2 separate regions of the Homo sapiens genome follow, and region 2 is linked to region 1. Evidence: read pairs that join two places in POLR2A ChIA-PET (ENCODE). Cell type or tissue: GM12878. All regions are shown on one strand. Region 1 holds the start of DDN (dendrin). Region 2 overlaps FMNL3 (formin like 3).

What was found. ChIA-PET counts read pairs that join two places held together with the same protein. Peaks named below come from ENCODE experiments on the same cell type or tissue, not always from the same donor. Only the 100,000 strongest peaks of a DNase experiment are listed, where the experiment ranks them.
Region 2: POLR2A ChIA-PET joins it to region 1 with 5 read pairs; 1 of 35 experiments calls an interaction of 5 or more read pairs at or near these places.

Annotation. Positions count from the first base shown.
Region 1 is chr12:48,998,497-49,003,496 of GRCh38, forward strand. It overlaps DDN (dendrin), which reads right to left and starts at 879. Exons shown (of 2, transcript NM_015086.2): 1 at 583-879; 2 at 1-170. The coding sequence starts at 791. PRKAG1 (protein kinase AMP-activated non-catalytic subunit gamma 1) reads right to left here. Exons shown (of 12, transcript NM_002733.5): 11 at 4,648-4,794; 12 at 3,778-4,510. The coding sequence ends at 4,403. It overlaps DDN-AS1 (DDN and PRKAG1 antisense RNA 1), which reads left to right. Exons shown (of 2, transcript NR_147179.1): 1 at 1-194. RefSeq lists silencers at 1-160, 810-1,104 and an enhancer at 1,250-1,544. In GM12878, no CTCF peak of the experiment used is centred here; no DNase peak of the experiment used is centred here; H3K4me3 peaks cover 2,027 bases; H3K27ac peaks cover 938 bases.
Region 2 is chr12:49,688,331-49,693,330 of GRCh38, forward strand. The region is part of intron 1 of FMNL3 (formin like 3); the gene reads right to left. Among named protein-coding and RNA genes, the nearest start is that of FMNL3, 17 kb to the right of the region's middle. In GM12878, no CTCF peak of the experiment used is centred here; no DNase peak of the experiment used is centred here; H3K4me3 peaks cover 954 bases; H3K27ac peaks cover 2,528 bases.

The DNA.
Region 1 (5,000 bases):
GCTCGGTCTCCTTGGCCTCCCGCTCCTGCGACGCCGCTTTCCTTTTCTCTTGCTCCCGAGCTCGGACCTCGGCCAGGGGCCCCGCCCGCCAGTTGGTCGCCTCCTGCAGCACCCTGGAGGCCCAGGGCCGGCGGGGCGGCGGCTGTGGGGATCCCGGGCGCGGCCCACACCTGGGACAATGAGCAGGAACCCAGGTGAGCAGTTTGTGGGGGAAGGGAGCCGAGGTCCGGGGAGCTGGGAGCACTGGAGACCACTTGGGGCAGCCATGTGAAGGGGTGTGTGTGAGTGTGTGCGCGTGTGCACGTGCGTATATGTTAGGACTGAAGTCGAAGCGGGACTCCTCGCCATCTCTCCATGCACACTTTAACAGCGTCTGCCCCATCTCACCTCCTGCCCTTTCTCACACCCACTTCTGTTCCCCCAAACAACGGGATGAGTCAGGCCCCAGCCCTCGGGAGCGGGCAGAGGTGGAAGGCGTGGGAAAGAGAAGGGGGACCAGCAGTGCTCGCTGGTGCCTGCGGGGAGGTCCGGACCCCACTCCCCGCCCCACCACTCTCTTCCCCTCACCCCTGCTTCACTCACGTGCGGTTCTGGAACCCGCGAGCCCAGTGGCTGGCCTGGAAGTCCATGGGCTGTCGAGAAGGGGCGCGGCGACTATAATGACAGGAAATAGTCTTCACTTCTATCACCAATAGCTTGGACTTCTGCACCCAGAGGCAGCTGCCAGACTCCTCATCCTGGAGCTCCCGGGGGCTGTCAGGCCCCTCGGAGAACAGTGGGCCATCCAGCATCCTGCCCCACCCCACCCCGGCCCCCCACCCTCCCACCCGCCCCAGGAGCCCCCTCCCAGCCCAGGGAGCCGGCGCCCACTGCAGAGCCGCGGGCCCGGGGACTGGGAACTATATATACCCGGGCACACGTGTGTGTGCCTGTCTCTGTGTGTGCGCGCGCATGTGACACCGCGCGGACTGCTCCGCGCTGCTACCTCCCCCATGTGCACGGCCGCCCCCTGGGGCCCGGGATTGGACGCCCCTTCCCACTGCTGTTGTCCCCCAAGCCTGATGGGATCGCACGAGTGGGCGGGGGAGGGACTTATGATTCTTGCCAAGCTGACAGTGCCCCCTCCCCCGCCCCTATTTCTTCAACCTTCCTGCCGTTTTAACCCTTTACTCTCCTGCTTGTCAGGTTGCCTGACCACCAGGGTTCTGCCCCTGGCTTCCTGCCTCAGATTTCAGTTTCCCCAACATAGAGTGATGAGATTGGAACTCAAGGTCTCTGCCTGCCACTCTGCTGGTTTCCATGGGGCTGGGGTGCAGGAGGGGCTGGCCCACGGCTGGGGGGCTATTTTTAGCGGCAGTGGCTGTTCGGGTGCAGAGATGAGATGAGTAACCAGCTCCCATGCGGTGGAGAGAGGAGGCGGTGGCTTTTACCAAGCTTTTGTGCGACTCTGAGGGAGAGCTGCCTTCCCTAAGCTCAAAAAGGGTGACCCCTACACCCGTATCTCCTTGTCAGCTCAGTGCTGCAGCCTAGGACTGCTGGTACAGCAGGACACAGGCGTCTGCCTTGGCCACCCAAGCTGCCCTACCAGTTCCATTCTACATGTTTGTCCTTGGGCAGCCAGGGAGCCCTCCCACAGCAGCAGGCTTTCACCTCCAATCCAGAAGCCAGGATTTGGGGGTTATATTGTTCTGTGCCCACACAGCCTGCCCAGCTTTATGGAGGACAGAGTAAGTGCTTATGCACTCTCACCCTTCCAGAGGGGGATGGAGGAGAAATGATGTGTTTGCTTGGCAAAACTAATCCCCTAGCAACTGAAATGATAAAAGTGGCCTTTATTTTTTTCAATGTAGAACTCCCCCTCACCACCACCACAATGCCTAGTTCACTCAGTCCCCACCTTAAGTGGTGCTCCAGATGCTCACCTTTTGGGCTGCCTCTGTCCTGGGGGGCTGTTGCTTATATCCACATGATCCCTCCTCCTAAGCTTATACCAGGTGTCCCCTGATTCACCATGGTAATGTTAGTGGCAGCACAGCCCACGCCAACCCTTCCATGCAGAGACTTAGCAACCATGCCTGGCAACCATGGCAGCAGCTTCAGTGGAGGGGAGCAGTGCAGAGAGAGGGGAGAGTGTGTGGGGCATGGTTCCTCGGGAAGAAGGGATAATTTGCCTCTCTGGAGAGGAATAGGTAAGAATAGAAGCTTGTGAGTCTCCCAAATTTCATCCCTTGTCTCTCCCTCAGCTTCATCCTCACACTGAGACGGATAGGTTGGGTTTTAGAGGGAAATGGGAGAAGCAAGAGTTCCCAATTAGTTTTCCACTAATGTACATGGAGCCCTTTGGGTCCAGACCCTTCCTTTTAAGGGGATGGGGAACAACCAGAAAGGTTGTGGGGCAGAGACTGACAGACTGAGAAACAACTCAACAAAACCAGGTCTCTGCTCCCTAACACAAACCTTTAGAGAGAACGCAAACATCCCGTCCCATCCACCCTACCCCCCTTGATTCCACACACCTGCCAGCTGCACTGATGACTTGACTCGAAGATGCTTCCTTCCACCCTAGGTCCCACTAGAGTCCTGAGGCTTTTTAAAGCCCTTGCCTCCTCCCTAGGCAAATCTTCCTTAATGAGGGAATGTGACATAAGGGGCCATCTGTCCTTTCCACCATGTGCTTACCCTCCTGACACATAAACATACTCTAATTCTAATAACTTGGAAGCCTTCCTCCCCCAAGGTTGAGAATGTGCTGTGAGAGCTGTAAAGGGGTGAAGGCAGAAGCAGGGGCTCCTCCACAGCCATGATGCAACACTGAAAGCTGAGCTCTGATGAGGGCCACCTTCTTTTTTTAAAATAAGCTTCCTCAGGTCGAATCTGATGAGGGCCTTGATGCTTTTCCCTGTGTTCCATCAGGAGAACCCAGTATGCCCTGGCTGGAGGGTTATCAGAGGGGTTAGGCACTGTGGGGCAGGGGCAAGGAATGACTCCGAAATTGCTCCTGGCTTGGATGGGAAACTGTATCATACCTGCAAGGCTGGGGTGAGCTGGCACCCAAATTTAGCTCATACTCCAGTCTAGCAGTTCTTCTGATGTTGGGTGCTGACTGCTGTTTGGGTCTACATGCTTTCAATACAGGGAATGGATCTGATGGAGTGACCACTGCCCTGCTGTTCTCCCACCATCCAGCTCATTCTCACCTTGGAAGAGGCAAGGGATTTGTAGGTTTAAAGATAGTGCTGGCCGGGTGCGGTGGCTCATGCCTGTAATCCCAGCACTTTGGGAGGCTGAGGCAGGTAGATCACAAGGTCAGGAGTTCGAGACCAGCCTGGCCAATATGGGTGAAACTCCGTCTTTACTAAAAAATACAAAAATTAGCTGGGCGTGGTGGCGCGCGCCTGTAGTCCCAGCTACTCAGGAGGCTGAGGCAGGAGAATCACTTGAACCCGGGAGACGGAGGTTGCAGTGAGCTGAGATTGCGCCATTGCACTCCAACCTGGGCAACAGAGTGAGATTCCATCTCAAAAAAAAAAAAAAAAAAAAAAAAAAAGATAGTGCCAACTCAGCAAAAGCCAAACAGTCCAACCTTCCCCAACTAAGAAAAGCTGATAATGGTGGCAGGATTCTCTGCCCAAAGGAGACCCTCAAGTCTGTCTACTCGTGTGTGTGTACGTGTGTGTGTGCGTACACACGTTATTATTATTGTTAATGACCAGTTGAAGAAGCCATATAAAGTAGGAAGGTAGTACCCATCAACTGTAAAAATCAAACACTGCAATATCGTGAAGAGATTCCTGTCATTTAATTAGATTTGCCACAAAAAGCAATAACCTTAGCTAACCACGCTGCTCTCCTCCTCCACCTAACCCCCATCTCCCTTCATATGCACAAACACAGGAACCCAAAGCCCCTCCTCCCCACAATCCTCCCCACTCACATTATGGGAAGAAATGTCACTAAATGGACTTGGCCTCCTCCATATAGCACGGAACAGGTGAATAAAAATATCTTTATGAAGAATTTTGTTGTGCTATTATCTTAGGGTTGAATCAGGGCCAAGATGGAGGCAGAGGCAAGTGAGGTCTGGGGATCTCTTAGAGATCAGAATTTGTCTGAGAGGCACAGAGCCTATAGTTCACCCAGAAAGGGGGATATATCTAAGAGGACAGGGGCTAGAACTGGCTAGGCTGAAAGTTTTTTCAAGTGTATGTGTGAGGGTAAGGGTAGCTATAAATCCATTCTCTTTCCTCCCCCATACCTTCCCTAGCTCCCAGATAGAAGGGCAGGGGACCCTGAACAGGGAACAGAGTCACAATTCCCTCAAGTTTCATCTGATTCCCACAGAGCTTCCAGCAGGCAGTGAGTTGGGCATATCCCCTGGTGCTGCATGACCCCTTCCCCCAGCTCAGGGCTTCTTCTCTCCACCTGTGAGCACCAGGGCCTGCAGGATGTCAGACAGTGATACAATTCCCTTGACCACATCATTTTCATCCACCACTACAAGTCGGTGAACCTGGCACAGAGCAACAAGGGAGAAAGGGAATGTTTAGTGCTGGCCTCAGGGGAAGCCCCTCTGCCCCTACTCTCCTTGCCAAACCCCACTCTCAAGGCTGCTCCCCTCAGCTCCTTTAGGGTTGCTGGCCTCCCTACCTCTGCTTCCACTAGCCTGTTGATGATGGTCTCCAGAGTCTCATGCAGGTAGCACTTGAGAACACCCTCAAAGTAATGTGATCGATGTTGCAAGGCTTTAGTCACAGATACATCTAGGTTGTTGTAGGTCTTTTCTGCTGCCAGATTCTGGGGAGACAGAGGAAGGAGCTTGCAGGGAAGCAAGAGAGCCAGCCTCCAAACCCTGAACCCATCCAACCTCAACAGAGGGATTCAGGGCAATTGTCAGCCACAAGCCACACCCAACTCATTCAATTCCTTTTCAAATAGGATTTGAAAGCCTGGAAGCTTCTAAGACCCTTAGATCACAGAAGAGACTCCCTTCTCCCTCTCCA
Region 2 (5,000 bases), 690 kb after region 1:
AGCAGACAAGAGAACTCTTAACCTTATAAAGCATACCTAGAAGTTTCCCTACAATTAATTTCCAAACTCCTTACCAAGGCCAACAAGGTCCCACATAATCTGGGCCCTGCTCACCTTTCCTATACCTTCTCGGACTCTCCTCAGCATCCTTGTAGACCAGTCTGGCCTTCTTGCAGTTCCTCAAATGTGCAAAGTTCTTTTCCACCCCAGGGCTTTGCAAAAGTTGTTCTCTTCCTAGAAAACTCATCCCCCAGATCTTTATATATAGCTATGATGATGGCTTGTGGTAAGTGGGTCTGCAAGAATGAACCAAAGAAACTGCTAAGAAGTCCATTACAACAGACCAGGCAAGAGCTGAAGATCAACTACAGTAGTGGTAGTACAGATAGAAAGGTGAGAGGGACAGCAGCCCAGACTAACTCCAAGTGCTTGGCCTGGATAATTAGCTGGAAGAGTGCCATTCCCCCCAAAATACAATGTATAAGAAAACACTAGCAGGTATAAAGTGGCTCACAAACATTGGACACTGTTACTATGAAATGAGATATATTTATTGAGCATCTACTATGAACAAGGCATTGTTAATAATAAAAATTATTTAGTACAAGACAACATTTTACCCTAAAGAAAGGCAAAAATGGGCTGGGCATGGTGGCTCATGCCTGTAATCTCAGCACTTTGGGAGGCTAAGGTGCAAGGATCACTTGAGCCCAGGAATTCAAGGCTGCAGTGAGCTATGATCACACTACTGCACTCCAGCCTGGGCAAGAAAGAAAGATCCTAACTCAAAAAATAATTTTTTTTAAAGGAAAGCAAGACAGATTTGGCAATGGAAAGAATTAGTTCAAAACTTGCTGACTAGAAATGGAAGCTTCTACATTTGAAGACTTCTGCAGTTCAAGGGTAACACATGGGATCATTTTCTATCCAGTTTCACTTAAATCAAATTATTCTGATTCTCTAACCTATGAGGATTGAGCATTTATCTCTCATATATATCAATCATTCAACTTTAAATGAGAAAACTCATGAATGGCCAGAGACCAGTTACCAACTATTCTCTATTCCCTGTTGAAACCCTGGGCAGGAAAGTCCCTTTTCTAACAATCAAGAAATGTTCAGGCTAGGCACGATGGCTCATGTCTACAATGCCAGCACTTTGAGAAGCTGAGGTGGGCAGATATGGCTTGAGCCCAGGAGTTCAAGACCAGCTTGGGCAACACAGCAAGATACCATCTCTACAAAAAAGTAAGAAGCACAACTGTAGTCCCAGCTACTAAGGAGGCTGAAATGGAGGACGGCTTGAGCCTAGGAGTTGGAGGCTACAGTAAGCCATGATCACACTATTGCACTTCAACCTGGGTGACAGAGCAAGCCCATTTCAAAAAAATAAGAAATGTTCAGACAAAACTCAGTGTGTACTGGCCATCTGTCCTGATCCAAGCTCACATCTGTCTATAACTAAACTCCTCTATTCCAGCAGCAGGGCTCCTGGCTGCCCCTCATATAGCTGCTTCATTCCTCCTCCTTAATTCCCTCCCATACAGCTCTGGCCTGGAACAATCTCCTCTCTCCTGATCTACAGCTGATTAAAGACCTGACTAAATCCCCTGTCCTCCTTAAAGCACTGCCTATTTAGCACTCCTATACCACACTGATCCTCCCCTAGCTCTCCAATCTTTCTGTGTTTATAGCTGTGTGGCACCCTATCACCTCATGATCTCACTTGGTCTTCACAAAAGCATGTGATTGGGCAAGACAAACAGTATTCCCACATTACAGATAAAATACAGCACAGAGTCTCACAGACAACCTGAGGACATGCACTTGCTTTAATTCTCTAGTTCAAAATATAGTTTTAAGTACATACACATTTTGTCTCTCCAACTCAGATAGCAAGCATTATCTTCTATTTATTTTGTATACCCCCAAGTACAAGGGAAAGTGCTGTGTATACAGCAGGCACCTATGACGTATTAACTTAATAAATCATGAAAGAAAAGAAAATGGAATGAACATTTAGAATAGACCCAAGACTTCCCAACCTAAAGCCTTCTTTGTTACACTCTCTCTTAACAACCTGTTCTTTGCCTTCCAAGAATATATCATAATTAAATATTTATTTAATATCTGTATTTTCCTCTAAACTCTATGAGGGCAAAGGAATTCTTAGATTTTTCACCACTATATACCTAGTGATATCAAGAGCACGTAGTAAATTTAAAACAAAAAACAAGAAAACAAAACTTCTCGAATAGCAGATGTCCTAGTAGGATAGCTAAGATCCAAACCCAAATCTGGCTGACTCTAAAGCCCAAATCTTTCCACCACACCTCTTAGCAAAGGAGAACTTGTTCGGTAAACTTTCCCCTATATTCTGCCACAATCCACTCAATCCACTCCAAAGCAGTAGTAAGAGCAAAGGAGAGTCAACCCCGCAAAAAGGAAACTATAGTTAAGAAAGTGGAGCTGGGCGCAGTGCCAGCACTTTGGGAGGCCAAGGCAGGAGTGCGAGACCAGCCTGGGTAACATGGTGAAACCTTGTCTCTACAAAAAATACAAGAATTAGCCAGGCGTGGTGGTGCACCTGTGGTCCCAGCTACCTGGGAGGGTGAGGTGGGAGGATCACTTGAGCCCAGGAGGCTGAGGCTACAGTGAGCCAAGATTGCGCCACTGCACTCCAGCCTGTGTGACAGTAAGACCCTGTCTGAAAAGCAACAACAAAAAAAACTGGGCTTTGGCATCAGGCTGCTTGGACTCAAATCCCAACTTTGCCACCTACTAGTGTGTGATCCTAGGTGAGCTATTTAACCTACCTGGACCTCAGTTTCCTCTTCTATAAAATGGAGATAACAAGTACTTCACAGAGTTGTGATGATTAAATGAGATAATGTGTGTAAAGTGTTTTGCATGGTGCCTGGTATACCATTATCACACAATAAATGTTAGCTATTAAAATTATTAGCTATCCTTATTCCTAGAAGGCAAGAACCTAGAGAAAATGATTGTCACGGTGGTCACAGCTGCTGAACCGACTTGACTTTGAGAAGCTGAGATGCAGCACAGCCTAGAGCTCAGGTTTATTCTCTTTGTGGACTTCTAGGGCTATGGCTGTGCCAAGGCTGGAGATGCAGCTTTCACTGGCCTGGAAATGACAGAGACTAAAAATACATAGCCTGCCTGTATCTGGGGGACCAGGATCATGCCTACATTAAATAATTTAAAATACAGCTTCAGCGCAAAAGAGCATCTCTTAGGATTCTTTTTACTGTGGAAACAGTGCCAAGCTCAGCACAGGGCACAGGGCAGTGGCCAGTTGCTGACCCCACTGGTGCCCTTTCTCTCTCTCGCACTTTTCTTTTGGCTTAGTGCGAAAAGTAAGAGAGGAGCCTTTTTTTTCCCCCCATTAAAAGTTGGGTCTGGCCAGGTGCGGTGGCTCACGCCTATAATCCCAGCACTTTGGTAGGCCAAGACGGGTGGATCATTTGAGGTCAGTAGTTTGAGACCAGCCTGGCCAACATGGTGAAACCCCCATCTCTACTAAAAATACAAAAATTAGCTGGGCGTGGTCTTGCACGTCTGTAGTCCTAGCTACTCGGAAGGCTGAGGCAGGAGAATTGTTTGAACCCGGGAGGTGGAGGTTGCAGTGAACCAAGATCACGCCACTGCACTCCAGCCTGGCTGACGTAGCAAGACTCCATCTCAAAAAAAAAAAAAAAAAAAAAAAAAAAGTTGGGTCTGGCTGGGCACAGTGGTTCATGCCTGTAATCTCAACACTTTCAGAGGCCAAGGCAGGCAGATTGCTTGAGCCCATGAGTTCAAGAACAGCCTGGGCAACATAGCAAGACCCTGTCTATTCAAAAAATACAAAAATTAGCCAGGCATGGTGGTGCACGCCTGTAGTCCCAGCTACTTGGGAGGACTGATTGAGCCTGAGAAGTTGAGACTGTGATCACACTACTGCACTCTGAGCTAGGCAAAAGAGACCTTGTCTCCAAAAAAAAAAACTTCAGTCTACCCCCTCCCTACCCAATTTTTATTCCTCCTTTTCTCTTAAAGGAGGAATACACAAGTAGATAATGTAAAAGAAAAAAATTCAACCAACTCAAAGCTTATAGAATAAAAAATCAGTCACTATTCAGCCCTCAACCCCACTCAATCCCCTCCACAGTTCACCACAGTTAATAGGTTGGTGTTTATTTTTCTAGGCCTTTTTTCTATGTATTTATATACAACCATATATGGTTTTTATAAAGCATTATATATACAGTCTTCTAATTGCCTTTTTAGATTATATTTACACGTACATATATATCTTGGAGATTCCCATTTGCCACAGCCATTTATTGAGTGCCTACCCTGTGCCAGGTATTTGGCTGTACAGTGATAAGCAAACATAATGTCCCCACCCTCACTGAATCAACAATCTGGGAGATGCATAATAAACAAGTAATCAAATAATTGTACAAGGGAAAAAGAATGAATAGGATGCTAACTAAGAAAAAGAATAGTAAGTGGGGAAGATCTGAGAGGTGGCATTTTTAAAAATTGAGACCTAAAGTATAAACTAGAAAGAGTCGTTTTAACATCCAGGCAAAGGGTATCCCAGGAGAGGAAACAGCTTATGCAAAGATCCTGAGATAGAAAGGAGCTTGTCCTGAACGAAAGAGGGCTAATGTGGAACTTCGTAAACAGGAGGGCAATAAGGTTAAAAAGGTCAGCAGGTGTCAAATGATGCAATCTTAAGGGTCCATTGTCAGGAGTTTGCATTTTTCCTTTTAGTATAATACAAAGGGAAGCCATTAAAGGTTTTTAGGCCAGGGAATGATGCTATTTAATTTATATTTTAAATTTGGGTGCTTTGTGGAGAATGGGTGGGAAGATGGAGATAGGGATAAGAGAGGAAAATGGAAAGCCAGATGGTTGGCTGCAATACAAGCAAGAGCTGATCTTGACTTAGACCAGGGCGGTGGCAGTAGAGAAAAGGGACAGGCAGATTA